Linked DNA regions of Homo sapiens: region 1 is linked to region 2. The links are chromatin loops, found by intact Hi-C in ENCODE. Cell type or tissue: gastrocnemius medialis. All regions are shown on one strand. Links, peaks and the distances in the headings refer to the core of each region. The heading gives the core; the rest is flanking DNA.

Region 1 (10,060 bases), core at 725-8,724, 62 kb after region 2:
GTGACTGAGGCCCCCATTCCTCGTTGATTTATGCCTGCCTTTGTCTCCCCTGCTGGGTCTATTTGAAGGAAAAGAAAAAAAAAGGAGGAACATTGATAATGAGACCCTCATGATCCAAGGAAAAGGGGTCCTAAAAATCAGAGGAAGCCCCAACAGAGAGAGGAAGGCAGGGGAACTCAGGAAGAAGAGGCAAAGAGAGGAAGATGAGCAGCACCTGCCCCCACCCTCTGCTCCAACCCTCCAGGTGCGGCCTGGAGACAGACTCAAAGGGTTGAGCTCCAAGAGCTGGGCTAGGCAGGGACTTGCCCCAGGCCCCATCCTATGGCTCCCCATCTGGCCTCTCCCCTCCCATTCTGCCGGGAACACTTCTGTTCCCAAGCCCCACTTCTTTATTTTATTTTATTTTTTGTAAAAATAGAGATGGGGTTTTGCCATGTTGCCCAGGCTGGTCTCGGACTCCTGGACTCAAGCGATCCCCCACCTCGGCCTCCCAAAGTGCTGGGATTACTGGTGTGAACCACTGCATCCGGCCACCAAGCCCCACTTAAACATTGAGCCCGGATGACTCCCCTGCACGGTCAGCTGGGTGCTATACCACACGAAGCCCGTTCCTGGAGCCTTTGCCAAGTCCCTGAGGACTGACACCCTGCCCCCTAGGTGCTCACAAAGACAGGAAGGTGCGTGCCCCCAAGCCCCCCAACTCGGGGCCCTGATAATCCCCCTTAGCAATTGAAGATGTCTCCTTGAAAGTGGGCCCATGGTGGCTGAGGTCAGTGATGCTTAATGTCAAGGCAGAAGGGAGTAAAACACGCAAGGGGGCAGCAACTGTCCAGAATGCAGCCTTCCCCTCCCATGTCACCCCACGTGCCCCTCTGTCACTCACTGGAAATGTAACATCAAGGTTACAGGAGAAGGTTGCAGATGCTCAGATATCTGTGCCTTCTGTTCTTGTCATGATCCAGCCAATTCTTTTAGAGCCACCAAGCTTCTCCCTGCAGTCATCCTGCCCATGGCTGTTGATGGCCCTGATGGGGCTTGGAGCCCCCAGAATGTGCAGAAGTTGGACAAAGGTGGTCTTCAAATGCAATGGTTGTCTTATCACCGAAAGCCCACGGCATCCAGAGGAGGCCCTTTACTACGAAGTTTACAGAGAGCACAGGTCTCTGTACGTCCCAAGTTTCCCCTGCTGCCAAATGCAGGGGAGGAGAGAATTCTGGAAGCCCACCCTGTCCCATGGCTCCCCTGGCACATGGAGCCACTGAATGTCTTGTGAACATTAAACAAATGCTTCCAAGTGAACACCTCTGGCTCTGTCTCATCCAGGTCCTCCTGAGGCCCTCCTGAGGTTTGGCGCTCAAGGGAGCAGAGTCCTGGGCTAAACCCTGGCAACAGCTTCCCAGCATTCCCTCCACTCCCGCCGGGCAGCCAGGACCCCCCCGCCTCCCACCTGGGCCTTGGGGCCAGGAGTCAAGGAATGAGGGGATTCTGCTCACCTCTGAGTACCCCCTCTGGCCTCCCAGCAGCTCCCTGTCCAGGCCACCAGGTCACAGCTACTGAGCTACACTTGTTTATTTCTCAGGGACACGGGGATAGGAGTGTGAGCAGATGGTGGACCCTTTTGAAATACTTATTTTCTTTTATGTTTCCTGTTGCATAAAGTGTACTATTTCCTTTGCCCACATGCCCATCAGGAGCCTAATATTCTGTTTTCCACTTTAGCTATTGAATTCCTATTCTTCTTACGTGTTGAGTCTTTTCTCCCTACTTCACCCCTTCCCACCTCCCCTACACACAGACATTTTTATCTTTGGGTTTTTTGTTTTGTTTTTCTTTTCTTTCTTTCTTTTTTTTTTTTTTAGACAGAGTCTCACTTAGGCTGGGGTGCAGTGGCATGATCTCAGCTCACTGCAACCTTCGTTTCCTGGGCTAAAGCGATCCTCCCACCTCAGCCTCTCAACTTCCCAGGACTGCAGACACGTGCCACCACGCCTGGCTAATTTTTGTACTTTTGGTACAAAATACAAAGGCATTGAGAGGTTTTGCCATGTTTCCCAGGCTGGTCTCCAAGTCCTGAGCTCAAGCAATCCACCCACCTCAGCCTCCCAAAATGTTGGAATTACAGGCTTAAGCCACTGCGCCTGGCTCAGTTTTATCTTTGTTTTGCGGCATGGAAATTGTTAATTGTGTCGTTCGTCTCCATGAATTATCCTGTAGCACTTTAATAATGAACCTATCTTCACCCTTCTGTAGTTTGAGTAACTAGGACATTCATTTCCTTCCTGAAAGTCTTTTATTTAATTCTGATTTTTAAAAAGTATATATTGGGGTGGAAGGTAAAAAAATCTTCTCCAATACTGAGGGGCTGACAGGTGAAGGCTATGGGGAGGTCCCCACCTGCCCTACCTACCCGCCACTCCCCCGGGAACTGTGCCAGCACTCACACCCTATTCTCCTGCAAAACGCTTTGTCCTGAGAGCCTTACCCCACATGCAGAGCTACCACCTCTGCTCTTTAATGCCATCAAATATCTTCCAGGGCACACCACACTCCAGTACCTGGCTCAGTCTTCATCTCCACCCCAAGTCCTCCCGACTCTTCAAGGAGACGTCATTGCCAATGGTGACAGCTCCCTCCAACACTGACCCTGCCTGTCCTGAGGACCACGCCGAGGGCAGTACACTTTACAAATTAAGTCTGTTCATTCTCCAAACACCCTGGGAGGTGCAAACGATCAACAGCCTTGTTGACAGAGGAAGAAATTGAAGCACAGAGGGCTGGAGCCCTGTGCCCAAATGTGCACCACGAGCTTGATGCAGAGCTGGGATTGGGCCTAGGAGATGGCACCTAGAGAGGCCGATTTCTACCTGTCCCACCTTGCTGAACCCTCACCAACCCCATGAGGCAGGACCCACAGGCACTCCCACTTTACAGGGTGGAAATGGAGGCATTGAGAGGTTTTGGCAACTCGCCTGATAAGCCCACTTGTTAAGACGCTGAGCAGGAACACAGTGCACCTGCTGCTGCCACAGGCCCCGACCGCTGCACCCACGAGGGCCCCACTTCACAGTCTGGCCTCACGGTGCGACCTCCTGCTGCTCTCACCCCTGCCCATTAGCCCCATCCCCATGAGAGCATGCGGGGCCCCTCTGCTCCCCTTCCTTCCACACCCTGAGTGGTGCCCCACTCCACTGCCCGGGCCACCCCTGGCCCAGTCCATTCGCCTGCTTGCCCACTCCACCCCAGCCCCTTTAGCCCATGGACAATGCTCCTGGAGCCAAAGGGAACCATCCAAATGGCAGTCTCAGGGCACCAGCACCCCTCACCCCTTCCCTGGTGGTAGGGCAGCCCCACCCCAGCCCGGTCCCGTCGAGGCCACTCCACACCTCAAGGCCTCACCTCCAGCTCCTCACCATCCCCAGACAGCCTGGCCTCCAACTTCACAGAAAAAAATCTCGGTTCTGAGGCGTGAAGCTCCAGCTCCTTGTCCTACAAACCAGCCGCGGTCTGCACCCAACCAAGTGACAAAGGTACTCTGCTGCTTAGAGAAACACCTCCACGCCACCAGCCCGCCGACCTTCTCTGGGCGCCTGCCCGTCAGGTGGTTGCAGCTGTTTGTGGGAGGCATCCAGAGGGCAGGAAACATGTTAGAGGAATTCACAAGATTAAAAACTCATTCCCTACATAATTGGTGCTGAAGGCAGAAAATTACCACCGGCTGGATGGATATTGTTTCTATCATCTAAGGTGACTAGAAGTCTTAATTTGTGCATTATATCATTTTGAAATTACAGAGATTTCTGTAAAGGTACATTGCATTCTGTTACATAATGCACATAACGTTACATGAAGGGGAAGCTACTATGGAAGGAAAGTCTTCAGTGTTCATTAAAATAGTTGGATCTACACCTCTTCTAAATGAAGACAGCATGGCTGTGAATGTTTATATGATAAAGGTACATAAAGCTCCGAACAGAAGGACATGTTCATTACAAGGACAGTCTCCACGTGGGGCTCGAAACTGGCCAGGTCCTGCCTCTTCCAGCTGCCCAGCTGTGCCTGCATGAGCCCCAATCTCTTGCTTCGTGTCTGGCCGTCATCCTAAACCAGGCCTCTCTCCCACTCTTGCACCACCTCCTCGCTTCCTGTGACAAGGCACACCCTGTTCTAGCCCAGGCTCGGCCTGGGACTGCCTCCATCAGGGCCTCAGTCTGCACATCCCTGTAGCTGTGCTACAGGCAGGACTGCTGCTCTCTCTCTCTCTCTCTTGCATGCGCTCGCTCTCTCTAATTCTCTACATGTGAGGTCACAAGGACAAATCCTAAGGGAACAGAAGCCGGACTGAACTCTGACTTCAGAGCCCCAGGATCGTGCTCTCACGCTGATCTTTGGCAACGATGAAGGGAAAATGGGTCTGCTTTCACCCGGCTGCTTCCAGCCCACTCCTTTCCCTGCCCCTTCCTGCCTCTTCCCCCTTCCCTGCTACCCTCCATCACTGCCTTCTGGTCCTGTGCCCTGTCGCCTCCTGTGGGCCTAGCCAAGCCCCTGAAGTCCCCTGCCCCGCCCAGCTCCCCCCTTCCCTCCGCCCTCTCTGCCTGGCCTGCCTCTCTGCTCTTCACTCTTCCTGTGCTCTTGACTTCCCTTCTGGCCTTTCTCTGGCCTCCAGCCACCTGGGCAGACTGCTCCACTGCCCCATCTCCCTCCCATCCGTCCACCGCATCCTCCACCTGCCCTCCGTTGGCCCTTCCTGCAAACCGTCTCCTGGGACCCTGATGTCCCTGCTAGGGGAAGTCAGGAACCTACTGAACACACGGGGCAGCCCATGGTGTGCAGCTGCTGGGCAGCCTGGCAGGCCCTCCAGGAAGCCCCCATCTCCAAGGGAGCTCTCAGCCACCTGGGGACTGGCCTGTGGCAGTGGGTGGCTGTCCCTCCTCAGGTTGGTCCACAGGCCAAAGAAACTAGAGCAACCTCCTTTCATGTCCACCCTCAGTCCCCTTAGGCTTTCAGAGCGGCCATAGAGGTGGTGGCTGGACTCAGGGGACTCAGGGCCTCTCTCCTTACAGGGCTTGCCTCTTATCCAGGAGCAGCAGCCCCTGCGCCGGCAGCATTCCCCACTCCTGGAAGTCAGCGTCTCCAGGAGGCAGGGCGGGGGCTCCCTTGGCAGGGCAAAGGCTGCCTGGGTGGGGGCAGTGACAGCAGCGGGATGAAGCTCTGCTGTGGGGGTGGGAGATGCAGGATGCAGGGGATGTGTCCGCTAGGAGAGGCATTACCAGGTCTTCCCCAAGAGCTCAGCCTCTGAAGTTCTTGACTTCAGTTTCTGAGGCCACATCTGCAGTCACCCCAAAGCTTCCGGTGACCACCCCAGAGGTGCTGGGTCAGGCTGTGGTCACTTCCTGCCTCCCTCTCCTCGCCTCTATTGTCACCTGGGCTCAGGGTGCTTTCCTTGCCCACCTTTTCAACCCTCCTTTCCAGTGCTAATAGACTGGACTGTCCCCCAGGGGCACTGGCCTAGGTATATGGGCCGCTTATTTGGAGAGACCCCTCCCTGCACTGGCTGTTTCTCCACCTGCCCCTACAACACAAAAGGCTGACAGAATATGGTGATTTCTAACCCAGCCCTGGCCCTGGAATCACAAAACCTAGGTCTGCATCAGGGCCAGCACCTCTCTGCACCTCTCTCACCAAAAGCTGTGGAACGAGCACCGAGTACTGATTCCAGGTTTCTGGTCCCCGGCCTCTCTCCGACCCCAGCACAGCTGCTCTTTCTGCCCCTCAGGGATGGGGGTTAGTTCCCAGGACCAAATGTGAGATGACCACCTCTGTGAACAGCACAAGTATCCACTGAAAGCCCCAACCCTGAGCTCTTGGTCCCAGGGGAAGGAGGACACAGGTCAGAAGAACCAGGGACAGCCAGCCTGACCCAGCCCAAGTGCTTAGCAAAATGCTTAGAGCCCGGCCGCCTCCCTCCCCGGGGCCCACTCCATGCTGACTCCTGGTAACCTCTGGGCAGGAGTCAGCCTCCCCTGGGGAAGATTAGCATCCGGACGCCTCGGGGTGGCCCTGTTTGCTATCTGGGGTGGGGTGAGGATGACCATCTGTTCTGGTTTGCCCAGAATGGATGGGACTCCTGGGGGGACTCTGGACCTTCAGTGTTAAACCCAGATAGTCCCTAAGAGTGAAGAGCCGTCACTGCAGGTCGGCAAGGGAGCTTTGGGGATTAAGCCCTCTCTTCAGTCGGGGTTTCCCACCCTGACTCCACCCACCAAGGAAGGGCATTGTCCTGTTGGGTTGGGCTTCCCCCACCCCCACCCAGGACCCCTACATTCTGCTGACTGCGCCCAGGGTGCCCAGAGCCTCTCTGGCTGCCAGGACACACATGGGTTACCTCCTTCCTACCACCTGGACAAGTGACACACAGGCCCCTTCATGCCAGAGACACACGGGTCTCAGAGGAAACGCCTGGGGTGGGGGGCACTTTTCCTCTCCCTCAGAGATGGTGGCAGGACCCGCAGCCTCAGCACCATCGTGACCACATTTCCAAGAGAAGGCTCCTGGCGCTGTGGTCAGACAAAGCGGCGGTGTTTTAGTTCAGGCTGCCTGGAACACATCAGAAAAGGGGCCTCAGGTTACACAGAGGCAGGCACGTCTTAGGAACTAGAGTGTGTGGTCCCAGCCCGGCAGCCACTCCCAGCCCCAGCGCAGCCTCCTGTCTGGATGAGGGGCCCAGGAAGCGAAGGCTGACGGGCTCCATGGACCTGTTTATTACCAGGAAGTCTTTCCTTCTGAAGCTCCTAGGGGGCCTTGAGTGAGTGACTTGCTTTGGCTGTAAAAGGGGTTTTGCCCAGTTGATTGAGTCCTAGGGTCTCACACAATTGTGCTGTGTGTTGTGGTCTTCCCTCAGGCTTTCACAGGCTCACAGCCAGAACTGTGCGCACCCATCCAGATGTCAACACACACACACAACACACCCAGAGATTCACATGTGCATGCCCTAGATGGATCATGGGGCAATTCTAAAGGAAATGCAGCCCTGGGCTCTGGGACTGGGCTGGGAGGAGAGGGGTTCCATTTTGGACCGGAGGGTACGGAATACCGACACAGGGGAATGGAGATACAGGTTCAGTATCCTTTGTCAGAAACGCTTGGAAAAAGAAGTGTTTTGGATTTTGGATTTTTTTAGAGTTGGGAATATTTGCATTATACTGGCTGAGCATCCTAAAACCAAAATCTGAAGTGCTCCAATGAGCATTTTCCTTGAGTGCATGTTGGCGCACAAAAAGTTTTAGATCTGGAGTATTTTAGATTTTGGACTTTTGGACTTTGGATGCCCAGCTTGTATATACTGAGGAGTCATCAGTATCAGCATGAGGGAGGAAGCTTGTGAGTTTGTAGGAAATAACATGCAGTGTGAGAAAATAAAGAGTGAACTGTGGGGAAGAGAATATTAAAGAGGTTGGCAGAGAGACTGGAATGCACAAAGGTGGAAAGGAGTTAGTCAGGGGTAGGAGAATTGCAAAAGCCAAAGGGAGATTCCAGACAAAGGCTGGCCAGTATGTGAAGGAGCCTTGAAGGTAAGCCAGTGGCCAGTACTGAATTTTGGCAGAGGAAACCAAGAACACTGGTATGGTTTGGCTGTGTCCCCACCCAAATCTCATCTTGAATTGTAGTTCTCATAATCCTCACATGTCGTAGGATCGTAGGAGGAACCTGGTAGGAGGTAATTGAATCATGGGGGCGGTTACCCTCATCCTGTTCTCATGATAGTGAGTGAGTTCTCATGAGATCTGATGGTTTTATAAGGGGCTTTCCTCGCTTTGCTTGGCACTTCTCTTATGACGCCATGTGAAGAAGGACATGTTTGCTTCCCCTTCCACCTGACTATAAGTTTCCTGAGGTCTCCCCAGCCATGCTGAACTGTGAGTCAATTAAACCTGTTTTCTTTATAAATTACCCAGTCTTGGGTATGTGTTTATTAGCAGCATGAGAATGGACTGATACGAACATCCTGTTGGACAGCAGCAATGTCCATAGAGGTTCTGCCTGCAGGAGTGGCTCAAAGGGGACCAAGGAGAGCATCCAATATGTGGATTTAGGCTCATGAAAGGTAGTTGTCTATAAAACCCTTGAGGCCAGGATTATCCCCAGAGATAAGTCTGATGACAGTTGTCTTAACACAAAAATGAATTATTAGAATTTCCCTTGAGGTATTACTCAAGTTGTCAAAAGCTGACTAAGTTGTTTGGCTGGAGGCTAAGGGGAAAGTAATTTATATTTATGATTCTTCTTTTTATGCTTGTATACAAAGGAATAGAAGTCAGGACTCTTGATCTAACCTGAGCCAGATTTCCTATGTCAAATCCTGTTTCCCTAGTTTTCCTCTTACCTCCCTAGTCTCCTAAGTTTATTAATAAACTTTAAAACACAATAGGCTTCCTTGAATAAAATGATTCTGATTTTCAGTTGGGCTGTACGACTGGAAACATTAAGTAAAAATGTATTCTAGGCCAGGCACAGTGGCTCACACCTGTAATCCCAACGTTTTGGGAGGCTGAGGTGGGAGGATTGCTTGAGGCCAGGAGTTTGAGACCTACCTGGTCAACAACATAGTAAGACCCCGTCTCTACAAAATTTTTTTTAATTAGCCAGGTGTGGTGGTGCACACTTGTGGTCCTAGCTACTTGGGAGGCTGAGATGGAAGGATCACTTGAGTCCAGGAGTTAGAGGCTCCCGTGAGTCGTGATTGTGCCAGTGTGCTCCAGTCTGGGCAAGAGAGTGAGGCATTGTCACTCTCAGAGATAAATTCTTTTTCAAAAAGCTTTAGGTCCCTGGGGAAAAAACACAGCAATAAGAACTAATTGCGTTAGGGATAAAAACCCTGCCCTACCCCACTTGGTGTGCTCTTGTGATCGTGACTGGTGCAAGTTGCACCCTTCTGCAGAAGTAAATTGCCTTGCCGAGAGAGCTTTTTGCTGGAGTGCTGATTCTTCTTTGTGGCACGGAGCATTTATTTCCAACAGTCACCAAAAAAAGTTATTAGATGATAAATTGTGATTATTTGTTTTGTAGATTTGGGGTAAAAATGTAAACCATAGAAAAAAGTCTTGCCCTGGCTCATTCAAAAAGACAAGTAGTAGAGACCTCATCTAGAAGAATGTTTATGCTAATTTCTGCAAACTACAAAACACAGATGCTGCCACAACCACCAAACAGAATAGAGAAAATTTACTCAGTAGAACAAGATATTTAAATCTAAAATTTGGGGCACAGTGGCTCATGCTTGTAATCCTCACATTTTGGGAGGCGGAGGCAGGAGGATTACTTGAGCTCAGGAGTTTGAGACCAGCCTAGGTAATATATTGAGATCCTCATCTCTACCAAAAAAAATAAATAAAATTAGCTGGGCATGGTGGTGTGCACCTGTGGTCCCAGCTACTTGGGCGGATCACTTAAGTACAGGAGATTGAGGCTGCAGTGAGCCGTGATCGCACCACTGTACTCCAGCCTGGGAGACAGAACAAGACCCTGTCTCAAAAAAAAAAAAAAAAAAAAAAAAAAAGCTTAGACTCATTCTCATACTAATAATTGGGGGTTTGTGTAAAACATCACATAAAAAGAAGCCGGCCAGGCAAGGGCCCCCTTAACTGCCATTTGAGGAAGTGAGGCCATCAGAGTGGGCTTTATATGGAATCAATTTCCTTTAAAAGATGATGTAATACCTTTCACTCCTTCTAAACTATGTAAGAAATACAATCAAAGTTCTCTTTCTGTAACCAGATGACCAAAAAAAAAAAAAAAACAAAGAAAGAAAATCATTGAGCCATTCCTACAGAACCTGGTCTTTTACCGTGTTTTTCTGTGAGATGGTTTTAACAAATATTTTATATTGCTTAGAAAAATATTGGTATTTCCTGATGTCTCTTCACTTGAAGGAAAGACTGGGGCAGTTTGACTGGGGCTGAGGATGCTGGGATCAGAGAATAAATGAAGATCCCAGGTGCTCATTTGGCTTAACTTCACCAGCTCCGGAAAATCCGAGGCTGTCCTGGAGGCTGGAGCAGCGGGC
Region 2 (10,060 bases), core at 761-8,760:
CAGGAGCGGCACATTCTCCAGCCGCAGCCTGCTGATGGCATGGGTTTGGGCAGTCTGACAGAGACCTGCATCTCGGGGCATAACTGACATCCTAGCTTCTGGCTTCTCATCAGGCTCTGAAATTGAGCGTCCTTTCTTCCCCCTCACCCAGCATGAAATGGAAATATCAACATCTTCCTGCGTGCTGTTTGTAATGGCCTTGAGCCTGCTGAGTACCTCCTCCCTCAAACTTTGTCAGTTGGGCAGGGTCCCCTCCCTCTCTAATTGGCAAGGGGGAGCTTAGGACTATGCGATCTGGGGAAAGAATTAGAATCCTGGCATCTTTAGGACAGAACTGCATGTTAGTAAACTTTCACAGCTTCCCAAGGCCCTGGCGTGGTGCAGAGGGACTTTAGGTGTTGCAAGTTGGCTCTGCCCATCACCTGCTAGATTTGGAGCCTTGGAAACAGTTCACTTCTGCGGGCCTCCTGTTGCCCCACTTGGCCAACCCGCACATTTCCTCCTTACCCAGTTTCTGGCAAGGAGCCAGGCCTCGTCTCCTGCCCCCAGCAGTGAGCAGGCAGGAGGCCCATTTCTCAGCTGTAGCTCTGTGAGCCGAGGGATGGCAGCCAGGAGGCTGCTTTCTCAGGGCAGGGCGTGTAGATTTTGTCCCGTACTGTTGGGAATGCCCAGGAAAGCTTATTAAAACGTTTCTTCTGGCTGGCAGTGACCCCAGAACCCTCCTTGGTGTCTGAACTGGACTCCAAAACAAGATTTATTTTATTTTATCTATTTTATTTTATTTTATTTTTTTTTTTGAGACAGAGTCTCACTTTTACCCAGGCTAGAGTTCCGTGGCACGATCTTGGCTCATTGCAACCTTCACTTCCAGGTTCAAGTGATTCTCCTGCCTCAGCCTCCCAAGTAGCTGGGAATAAAGGCACCTGCCACCATGCCCGGCTAATTTTTGTATTTTTAGTAGAGACAGGGTTTCACCATGTTGGCCAGACTGGTCTCAAATTCCTGACCTCAGGTGATCTTCCCACCTCAGCCTCCCAAATTGTTGGGATTACAGGTGTCAGCCACCACACCCGGCCCAAAACAAGATGTAAAAAGTGATCCGCAGGAGGAGCACTCGGTGAACAGATGATTGTGCGGTGAACAGATGATTGTGCGTTGGGGCAGTTCTTGACCTGTGTCCAGGCCCAGAGTGAGGGCGGGGTGGGGGCAGGGTGAGGCGGCAGGAGCACCCTCTCGGTGGGCACTGCCCCTGCTTCTGAGCAAAAACTGCAACACAAGGAGGATTTTGTCTGTGGACCTGAGACTGGAAGGAAGTGCCTCAGTGGGCCAGGGAGGGATGGGGGTGGGGGCCAGCTGGGCTTCCAGCTGCCCGGCCTCCCCCCCTGGTGTTTTGACTCTGAGATAATGAGGAGCTGGGACACTGCCAGCTTGGGAAGTGGGCTGGACCGGAAGCACCCCCTGGGACAGCAAAGCACTCCCTCCCAGCGCCAACTGGATCCCTCCTCCCCTTTGGGGGCCCACTGGCTGGCCATGCCCCTCTTAGCCTGCCCCTTCTCCCCACACCCTGCCTGTGCCTGCACTCACACACACACACACACACACTTATGCACACACATGCACGCACAGATGTGGGCATGTAGAGGCTCACGAGCTGGGGCTGTAAGGGGAGAAAAACAAGTTAAATACAATCATCTTCTTACCTCTGTAATTTTCTCCTTGGCATTTGCCTTTGATTAATGGTCCTGTGTCACCCCCTCCCCAGCCTGCATACCTGGGGATCAGATTTCAGTTTCCTAGTGTGTCCTGGTCTCAGGCCCTCGGCAGGAGGAGCTGGGTCTCCTGGAGCGGTTGGGGGAGGGTCCCGTGCCAGCCAGGAGGGCAAATCTGGCCAGCTTAGCCCTACCCCAGTGTCCTGATGCCCACTGGCCAAGAGGGCCTGGCCCGAAAGCACTTTGTGGAGCAGCGGCCCTGCTCCATCCAGGTCCTTCCCTGTGGCAGCGTGGGGACTTTCATGGCTGTCGTCCATTCCTGGGATTTGGCGCCCCGGCAGGCCCCACGGTGGCTTCTCTGCTTTCCTGCCGCTTCTCTCTCCATTCCCTCATTTCTGCTCTCTTCTCTCAGCAGTCCTTGCATGTTTCAAGACCGTCAGCAGATTGCCAGTGAGGATGAGTTTCTCTTAGTGTGGAGAAAAAATGTTTATGGTGAAATCACAGAGGCACAACCTGGCCAGCCCCTCTGTCCACCGCCCCACTCTCTCCAAGTTCCCTCTCCCCATGAGGGCTCTTCCAGCAGTGAGCTTTTGTTGTCTGGAGATGCCTTGACTATCAGGGATGGAAGAGAAGAGGGAATTCGCCTGGCCCAGCCAAGCCGAGAGCGCATCTGCACAGATGCTGCCCGTGGGGCCTGCAGTCTGGAAGGGAGGACAGGAGAGTGATGGGGACCCCTGACCCTGTTGGCAGATGGCATCTGTGCCTCTGGACCACTGGGCTCTGTGTGCTCAGGTGGACAGTGTTTGCCCACTCTCCTCTCCCCCAGCTAGGCTCTGTCTTGAACACATACAAGACACACACACTCGGTGGGTGCCCTGGCCTCTGTGGTCTGGAGCCTGGGAAAGAAAGCTGCTGAGGACCAGGAGAGATGTGGGGGAGGTGAGATGAGACTGCCTCCCCAACCCCCATCTTCCCTGTTCTCAGCCTGGGCCTCAGGAGTGCGTTTCTGGCTGCCGAACCCCTCCAGGCAGGCTGCAATCTGCAATCATCGTTAAATCGGCTTGCAGTTAATTTGGACATTGTTACTGGGGGATGGGGCCCGGGAGCGCTCCCTTCCAGCTGTGGGGGTCTGCCGAGTTAATGCTACAGTTGGCTGGTTTCCCCCTGACCATTTTGGCCCTGGCTTTGGTAAATCATTTAATGAGTGCCCCTGTGGGTCTCAGTTTAAGCCTGCAGGGAGAGGCCCAGGCCTCTCTCGGGTCCCTGGACTTCCGGCTCATGCGCCCTTCGCTCAGAGAGCTCTGTTGCCTTGGAAACAATATGCAATATTTTTCTACTATCTAAATGGGAGCCCCCCTCCTCAGATACCTCACTGTCAGTAACTGCTTCCTATGGGGAGCAACATTTTTCTGGGTCCCCAGCATGATAGGTGGTGCGGCTGGGGTCTCAGGAAGGTGGGCCATTCGGCCATCTTTCTAGTGAGCTGGGCACCAGGGATCCCAAGGGGCCAGGGCTCTGGGTTGAGCCCAGGCTCCCTGATGCCCCACTGTCCCCAGACAGGTGTAAATACCCCGAGATCACAGGCTGCTTTGAGGGCCAAAGGGACAGTGAGGGTTCCAGGGCTTTGGTGTTTGAGCCTTGGTGTTGATTGGGCACAGTAGGCAGAGGCAGCGCTGGGGCGGGATTTAGGAGTTCTGCCTCTGTGTGGGGCTTTATGGAGGAAATGCCTTCGCCTCCAAGCAGGGACATCTGCGCTTTCCTGTCTACTTTCTGGTAGCCTGTAATGCTGCCTTCTGCACTTCTGCTCATAATGGTGCCTCTGAGGGTTTGGCTCTGCAGGCTGGAGCGGAGCTGGGAGGGTGGCAGCGTGGCTGAGCCCGGGTGTGTGCTGGGGGACATCAGCAGGGCCATGAGAGAGAAGTGCCCACCCGCAGTCTAGGTAAGGTGGGGGATCCCCAGCCTTCACAGTGAGGGGTCTTGGCAGGAACCCCTGCCCTTCTCTGCCACACCTGCCACTGCTGCTCTTCAGCTGGGGCCGTGGAAGCCTCACCTTCTCCCTGCTCTGTCTTCTCTAACCTCCCTCGGTGGGGCCTCCGAGCCCAGCCCCTCCCCCAGGACAGGGAGACACGGGACCCAGCTCAAGTTCTGCAGACCAGCATTAAGGCGGAAAGGCGGAAAGGCGAGGCTGCCCTTTGCCATAAAGCTAGCAGGCCTCACCTTGTCGGTGAATTTGATTTGTGGAGCAGGCCCTCGGGCTCTCCCACGTAGCGCTTTGACTTTTTTTTTTTTCCCTTTTCTGTCTTTCTGGTTGTTAGCAATCTCACAAGCTAGTTTCCCTGGTTTTCCAGAATGCAGAAGCAAAAGTCTGGCCACAATGCAGCCTCAACAGCTGTCCACAGAGTCAGCCCTAAAAAGGAAAGGCTCGGCTGATAAAGATCTGCTATTTTTATCTAGCACTTGATCCTTTACAAAGGGCTTTTAGGTTCTTTGTCTCGTTTAATCCCAGCAAAACCCCTGTCACGCAGAGTCTGTCCACATTTTGCATGGGAGACCCGAGAAGGGGGAGGTTGCAGGGCCCCGCTGGGCCTGTAGCCCCACTTGACCCCTAAATACAATCTGAGCCCTGGTGTTTGTTGTGTCCCGAGGGCAGATTTCCCAGCTGCTGTAGGCAGCCTGGCCTGTGTCAGGGTCAGCCACCTTTCCTTAAGACCTGCTCAGGAGCGCCAGAGGGGCAGGAGGGCATCCCTGGTGCCTGGTTTGCAAGAGCTCCTGGGTGGTTCGATCCCTGGGAGATGCCAACGGAAGGTGTCACCCCCGTCTCTTGCTGCTCCCGGGAGTCCATTGGAAAACCAAAGCCATTTAGTCCCAACCCCCTGTGGCCAGCAGCTGTTCCTGAGGGCCCTGTGCACTGTGGCCATGCCCGTCACTTGCTGGTGACCTTGGTTAGTGCCCCTGGCTGCTGAGGAGATGACAGTGGGCAGGTGGTCCATATGATCACGGGACCCCTAAAGCAGGGCAAGGTGGGGAGAGGCCCCGGCCTCCTCATGGGCCAGGCAGTGCGGGCAGTGGTTTGACCTCCCACACCCACCCAGCAGGCTCCCTTGCGGGCAGACTTGAGTGTGAGGGTGCAGGACAGGCAGGGGCACCCCATGGTGAGGATGCTGGGGGCCTGCTGACCTGCTCACGCATGTCCGCAGTGAAGGGGGGGTCCTCCAGACATTTTCTGTCCTTTTCCTAAGCAGGGCGGGTCAGACCCTCAGCTCCCCAGGGCCCAGGCCCCACACTCCCCTGTGCTCTAAAAGGGTGGGAGGTGAAACCTGAGGAGCGAAGCAGGCGCCCCCAGGGCAGGACCCCTGTGCTGTGCTGAGAGATAGGGCCTGTCCTGAGTCACTTAGGCCTGAACCACCCCCCTCCAGGGGGAAGGGAGAAAGGAAATCTGTTCCCATCCCAGAACGCCTGGCCGGAAAGGGCCTGAGAGGTCACTTGGTCTGACCTGCTCATTTTGCAGATGGGGAAGCCGAGGCCCAGAAAGTGCTAAGCAGGCAGGTAGTGGCAGAGCCAGAATGAGAAGCTTCAGGCTCTGGGGCTGGATCCCCTCCTCTCCCCAATACTGCGGCAGTCCGCAGGGACTGACCTCTAACCTCACTCTTGGCCGTATGTGGACACCACGGAGGAAGGATTAAATGGTGAACATTGGAGGCAGAGACTGGCCCCGGGGCTTTTGCATTATCTCCAAGGGTGAGCAAGGGCCCGGGGGAAGGCATAGGAGGTAGGGAGGAGAAGAGACAGGAAATTGACCAAGCTCACCTGGCTGGCTCTCGTCAGTGCTCTGGGTAAAGCAGTTTTGTTGAATTTTATACTCACACACCTACGTCCACCACCCCACACATGTGTGGCCTGGAGATGGGTTAGGTTGGCTTCTTGGCAGCCCTGCAGCTATGATCTTGAGCCCAATTCTGGCTCCCAGAGCAGATTTTTCCAGGATCCTTCTAGCCTGGCCTTCCGGACAGCCACATTTCTCTCCTGGCAGGAGCTCCCTGGTGGATGGAAGCTTCCGGGCTTCATCCTGTAGCTGTTACACCACTTGTAACAGCCTGCTTGACTGCCGGTCGGTGCCTGTGGGGGGCCAGTGTGGATCACAGGCCTAGAGCTCCCTGGCTGGGGACAAGCACCCATGCCCAGACCCCATGGGGCTCCTGGAGCCCCTGCCCCCATCAGTCACAGCCTCCTTGGTGGAGTTGAGCAGCCTTTACACAGCCTGCCCACCTCCTATTGTCCTCATTTTAGTCTACCCTCTGCACCTTGGTTTTAGAGTGGATCTTGTCACTCCCCAGCTCAAAAGCCTTCCCGGGCTCCCCATCGTCCAGAGCAGCAGCTCCCAGCCTGCCTGGTGTGTCTCAATTCCTACAGAGATTTCTAAGTCCCTAAAGTCACCGAGGCCAGGTCGGCACATCCCCTATCTTCTGTTTGAAAGAATATACCACGGTCACGGCTGGTATAAGCAAGAGGCCTAAGAGCTCAGATAACTCAAAATGCACCTGCTGAACCCACTGCATCTCTTTCGGTGGCTTCCAGGTGTGTCTTGGTTTCTCTTTCGAGGTGTGTCTCCTTTTCTCTTTCGAGGTTTGTCTCGGTTTCTCTTTAGCCAGGACGAGTCCGGGTGACCCTGGTGGGCCTTCCTTTCCCTTCTAGGTGTCATCTCCTTCCCTCCCTTTCCCCCAAGACTCCCTCCGGGCCCAGCCAGCAGGTGAAGCCTGACTTAGGGAAGGGGGGATTTCCAGGGGAGGGGCCCTGGCCCCCACTGACCCAGCATTGCTATCCACAGGAGGAGCAGCCCCCACAACATCGATCCAAGAGGGGGGGCTCAGTGGGCGGCGTGTGCTACCTGTCGATGGGCATGGTCGTGCTGCTCATGGGCCTCGTGTTCGCCTCTGTCTACATCTACAGATACTTCTTCCTTGCGCAGGTGAGGGGCCGGGCCAGGTAGGGGCAAGGCCTCGAGAAAGGGTCATGTCTAGAGAGGCATGGAGGGAAGTGTCTGCAAGGGGGCAGCAGGAAGCCCCAGACATGCCCTCAGGTGGGAGCGAGTGCCCGGCCAGCCCACAAGACTGGGGTGCCCCCTCCTCCTTGGGGCCTCCTTGGATGCAGGCCAGTCCCACATTTAGCCCCTTGTCCTGGGGAGCCAAGCATGAATCCGGGTGACAGCACTGGGCCCGCCCCACAGGGTCACCCTGGGGAATTCTCACCAGAAACTCAGATCTGGCAGAAACTGGAACTGTGATCCCCCTCCACAGCTCAGACCCTGCACCTGCAGGTCACGCTTTAAGGCTGACCTAACTGTGCTTGTGCATGGACATTTGGGTTACCAAACAAGAGAGGGAGAGGGGTGGGTACAGAGAGTCTCCACCACCTCCTTCCAGAAGCAGGAGTGTGTCCTTGCTGCCAACTATCATCCCCCTCCCCGGGGGACCTGGGCACAAAGCTGGGCCAACCCAGACCTGGGAGGGAGGGAGTGTCGCTGTGTGCTTGGAAATGAAAGTAGGTAAATTAAAAGGATAAACCTACGTACAACTCACAGAGAACCTCAGGGTGACAAAGAGGTGGGACTTGCCAGTCATTTATGACCCAAGTGACCTCCCACTCCTAAGCGTTTAACTTTGTTGTCCCCCAGTTTTTCCACGATGGAAATTGCTGAAGAGTTTGCATTCACGGGGCTTTCCCCTTGAAAGCTCAGCTCACATACACCCATCACCTTCCTTTCTGTGCAGCATCCCCCTGCCCCGCCCCACTCCCTCCATGGCCTGCGTCCCCCTCGTTCCAGGGTCCTGTGTGGGACCTTCCCACAGGCCTCTTCCTGTTGTGGCCCTACCCTAGGACCTGGGCCAGCATTTCCTGGTCCCCTCTGTTCCACCCTCGACTCACACCCTTCTCCCCACACCCCAATTCGTTGTGTGGACACCTCCCAGCAGCCCCTGGGTCTGTGCCCTGGGACAGTATTCGGGGTGTCCAGCCACTGTGGGATGCAGCCCCGGAGCCTCACCTTCCCTGGGCTCTCATCCCCGCACAGCCCACAGGAGCCCCCCATGCTGCGATGACGCATCCTCCCTGGAGAACTTGCACTGAATCAAACAGACGGTGGAATCCTGCCGATCCCAGGCCAGGCAGTCCCAAGCATGTATCTACAGGCCCCTCCAGGAGCCCCCTCCAGAAGTAAGAGTGGGCAGACTGGCCCGCCCGGCCATTCAGTTGATGGGATCACACCAGGCTGCCTGGCCTCCCTTACTGATGGAGTGACTGGACTGGCCCACCAGACACAGTGTCTGTCAAGGTTTCTCCAAGACAGGGGTCAGGGATATCCAGGAAGGGCGATGGCACTTGTCCGAGGCTGGATGTGGAGGTAACCGTGATAGGGGCACAAGACTCTTAACAGTGTTGCCTCCAGCTCCACCTCCCCACCCGCCGTGTTAGGCCCCTCCAGGTCTGCAGGCCAGGACAGCAGGTGACAGGAAAGGCAGTCGTGCACAGGCGTAGGTGCCCAACTCTTAGGTTCGTCCTTGACCCCCTGCCAACCCCAGGCTCTTTCTCTGGTGTCTGCACCTCTGTGGAGGGCACGGAGGTGGCCAGGTCCTAGTCCTGCTGGGCCACCCCTTTTCCCAGTCACCGACTCAAGGACTTGGAGGCCAGAAGGGACCTTAGGGATCATCATGCTTTACTGATGGGGAAACTGAGGCCCAGAGAGGTCTGCCACCTAGAACCTGGCAGACCCAGCTCATCCTCCCTTCCGTTTGTGAAGCTGGGAAGCGCCTTGCCCAAGAATCAGCTCATCTCCTCACTGGCAGCCCCAGACCCTGACCTGATGCCCCACCGTCTCAGTTTCTCCATCTGCGAAATGGGTCTCACAGTCCCTGCTCTTCTTGCTTCCGCAGGCTTTTGGGGCATGTAGCGGACGGGTAGGCAAGAGGGGGCCTTACGGAGTGCGTGTATGACCAGCCTCTCTGACTGTCTGTCTGTCTCTCCGCCTTGCTCAGCTGGCCCGAGATAACTTCTTCCGCTGTGGTGTGCTGTATGAGGACTCCCTGTCCTCCCAGGTCCGGACTCAGATGGAGCTGGAAGAGGATGTGAAAATCTACCTCGACGAGAACTACGAGCGCATCAACGTGCCTGTGCCCCAGTTTGGCGGCGGTGACCCTGCAGACATCATCCATGACTTCCAGCGGGTGAGGCTGGCCAGGGCCTGGGGGTGGGGGGTGGGAGGGTGTCCCGGGGACTCAGGGCAAGGGGAGCAGGGATGAAAGGAGACTCCTCGGAGTACAGCAGGTGTCTACGGTTAGGCTTACCAGGGTCTTCAAGACACTGCTTTTCTCCTGTTAGCAACAATGGTTCTTGCTGAGTATGAAGCAGCCGAGGCTGATTTTCTCCTCAGCCTCCTGCCAGCTGCACGCTGGCTGTCATGGCAGGGCCAGTGCGTTGTATCGAGGGGTAGTACATTCACCATCGAGTGCATTGCGTGTACAGCTCAGCGGGTCTCTGCAGAGTGGGTCTCATGCGTATTCATGTAACCCCCATGGGTCCTGAGACAGGGCATCTCTCGCTGGGGTCCAGGCTGTCCCAGGAATGGCTGGCCCTCACAGGTTTCATAAATGCACAGCTGGGATGTTACCATGTTCCCCAAACCTCAGCTCTGTAAACATGAGAAGAAGCTTTATAACAACAGAGGCGTTTAGCAATCAGCTGCTATTTTCCTCTATCATGTGGCACCTTCTACAACAGGCTAAGAGAAGACCAGGAAAAGGGAGTGCCCGCCCAGGTATTGAGGAGTCTGGAGAGGACTCTGCTCCTGAAGGCCCAGGGTCCCAGGAAGGCATGGTGGGACTCCTGCCCCTGCTGGCCAAGCTGCTTTTTTTTTTGGAGACAGAGTCTCGCTCTGTCGCCCAGGCTGGAGTGCAGTGGCACGATCTCGGCTCACTGCAAGCTCCGCCTCCTGGGTTCACACCATTCTCCCGCCTCAGCCCCCCGAGTAGCTGGGACTACAGGTGCCCACCACCACGCCTGGCAAATTTTTTGTATTTTTAGTAGAGACGGGGTTTCACCATGTTAGTCAGGATGGTCTCGATCTCCTGACCTTTGATCCGCCCGCCTCAGCCTCCCAAAGTGCTGGGATTACAGGCATGAGCCACCGCGCCTGGCTGGCCAAAGCTTCTTGCAGCCCTGCCTGGGTCAGCTGTCACCTCCTGCAGAGACTGACCCAACCCCTTCTCCTGCCAGGGTCTGACTGCGTACCATGATATCTCCCTGGACAAGTGCTATGTCATCGAACTCAACACCACCATTGTGCTGCCCCCTCGCAACTT

What was found. A loop is a pair of places that touch in the nucleus more often than their neighbours do. Peaks named below come from ENCODE experiments on the same cell type or tissue, not always from the same donor. Only the 100,000 strongest peaks of a DNase experiment are listed, where the experiment ranks them.
Region 1: it touches region 2 in a loop (7-fold over the local background); 5 of 110 quality-filtered maps call a loop at or near these places.

Annotation. Positions count from the first base shown.
Region 1 is chr2:230,928,621-230,938,680 of GRCh38, forward strand. It overlaps a transcript of GPR55 not described here. Among named protein-coding and RNA genes, the nearest start is that of GPR55, 8.4 kb to the left of the region's middle. RefSeq lists a silencer at 787-916. In gastrocnemius medialis, for the core only: no CTCF peak of the experiment used is centred there; DNase peaks (open chromatin) are centred at 4,151 and 4,731; H3K27ac peaks cover 568 bases.
Region 2 is chr2:230,866,883-230,876,942 of GRCh38, forward strand. ITM2C (integral membrane protein 2C) reads left to right here. Exons shown (of 6, transcript NM_030926.6): 2 at 6,535-6,675; 3 at 8,738-8,926; 4 at 9,975-10,060. Among named protein-coding and RNA genes, the nearest start is that of ITM2C, 7.0 kb to the left of the region's middle. RefSeq lists enhancers at 2,668-3,325, 3,326-3,983, 5,909-6,448, 6,649-6,968 and a silencer at 7,329-7,398. In gastrocnemius medialis, for the core only: no CTCF peak of the experiment used is centred there; a DNase peak (open chromatin) is centred at 6,789; H3K27ac peaks cover 576 bases.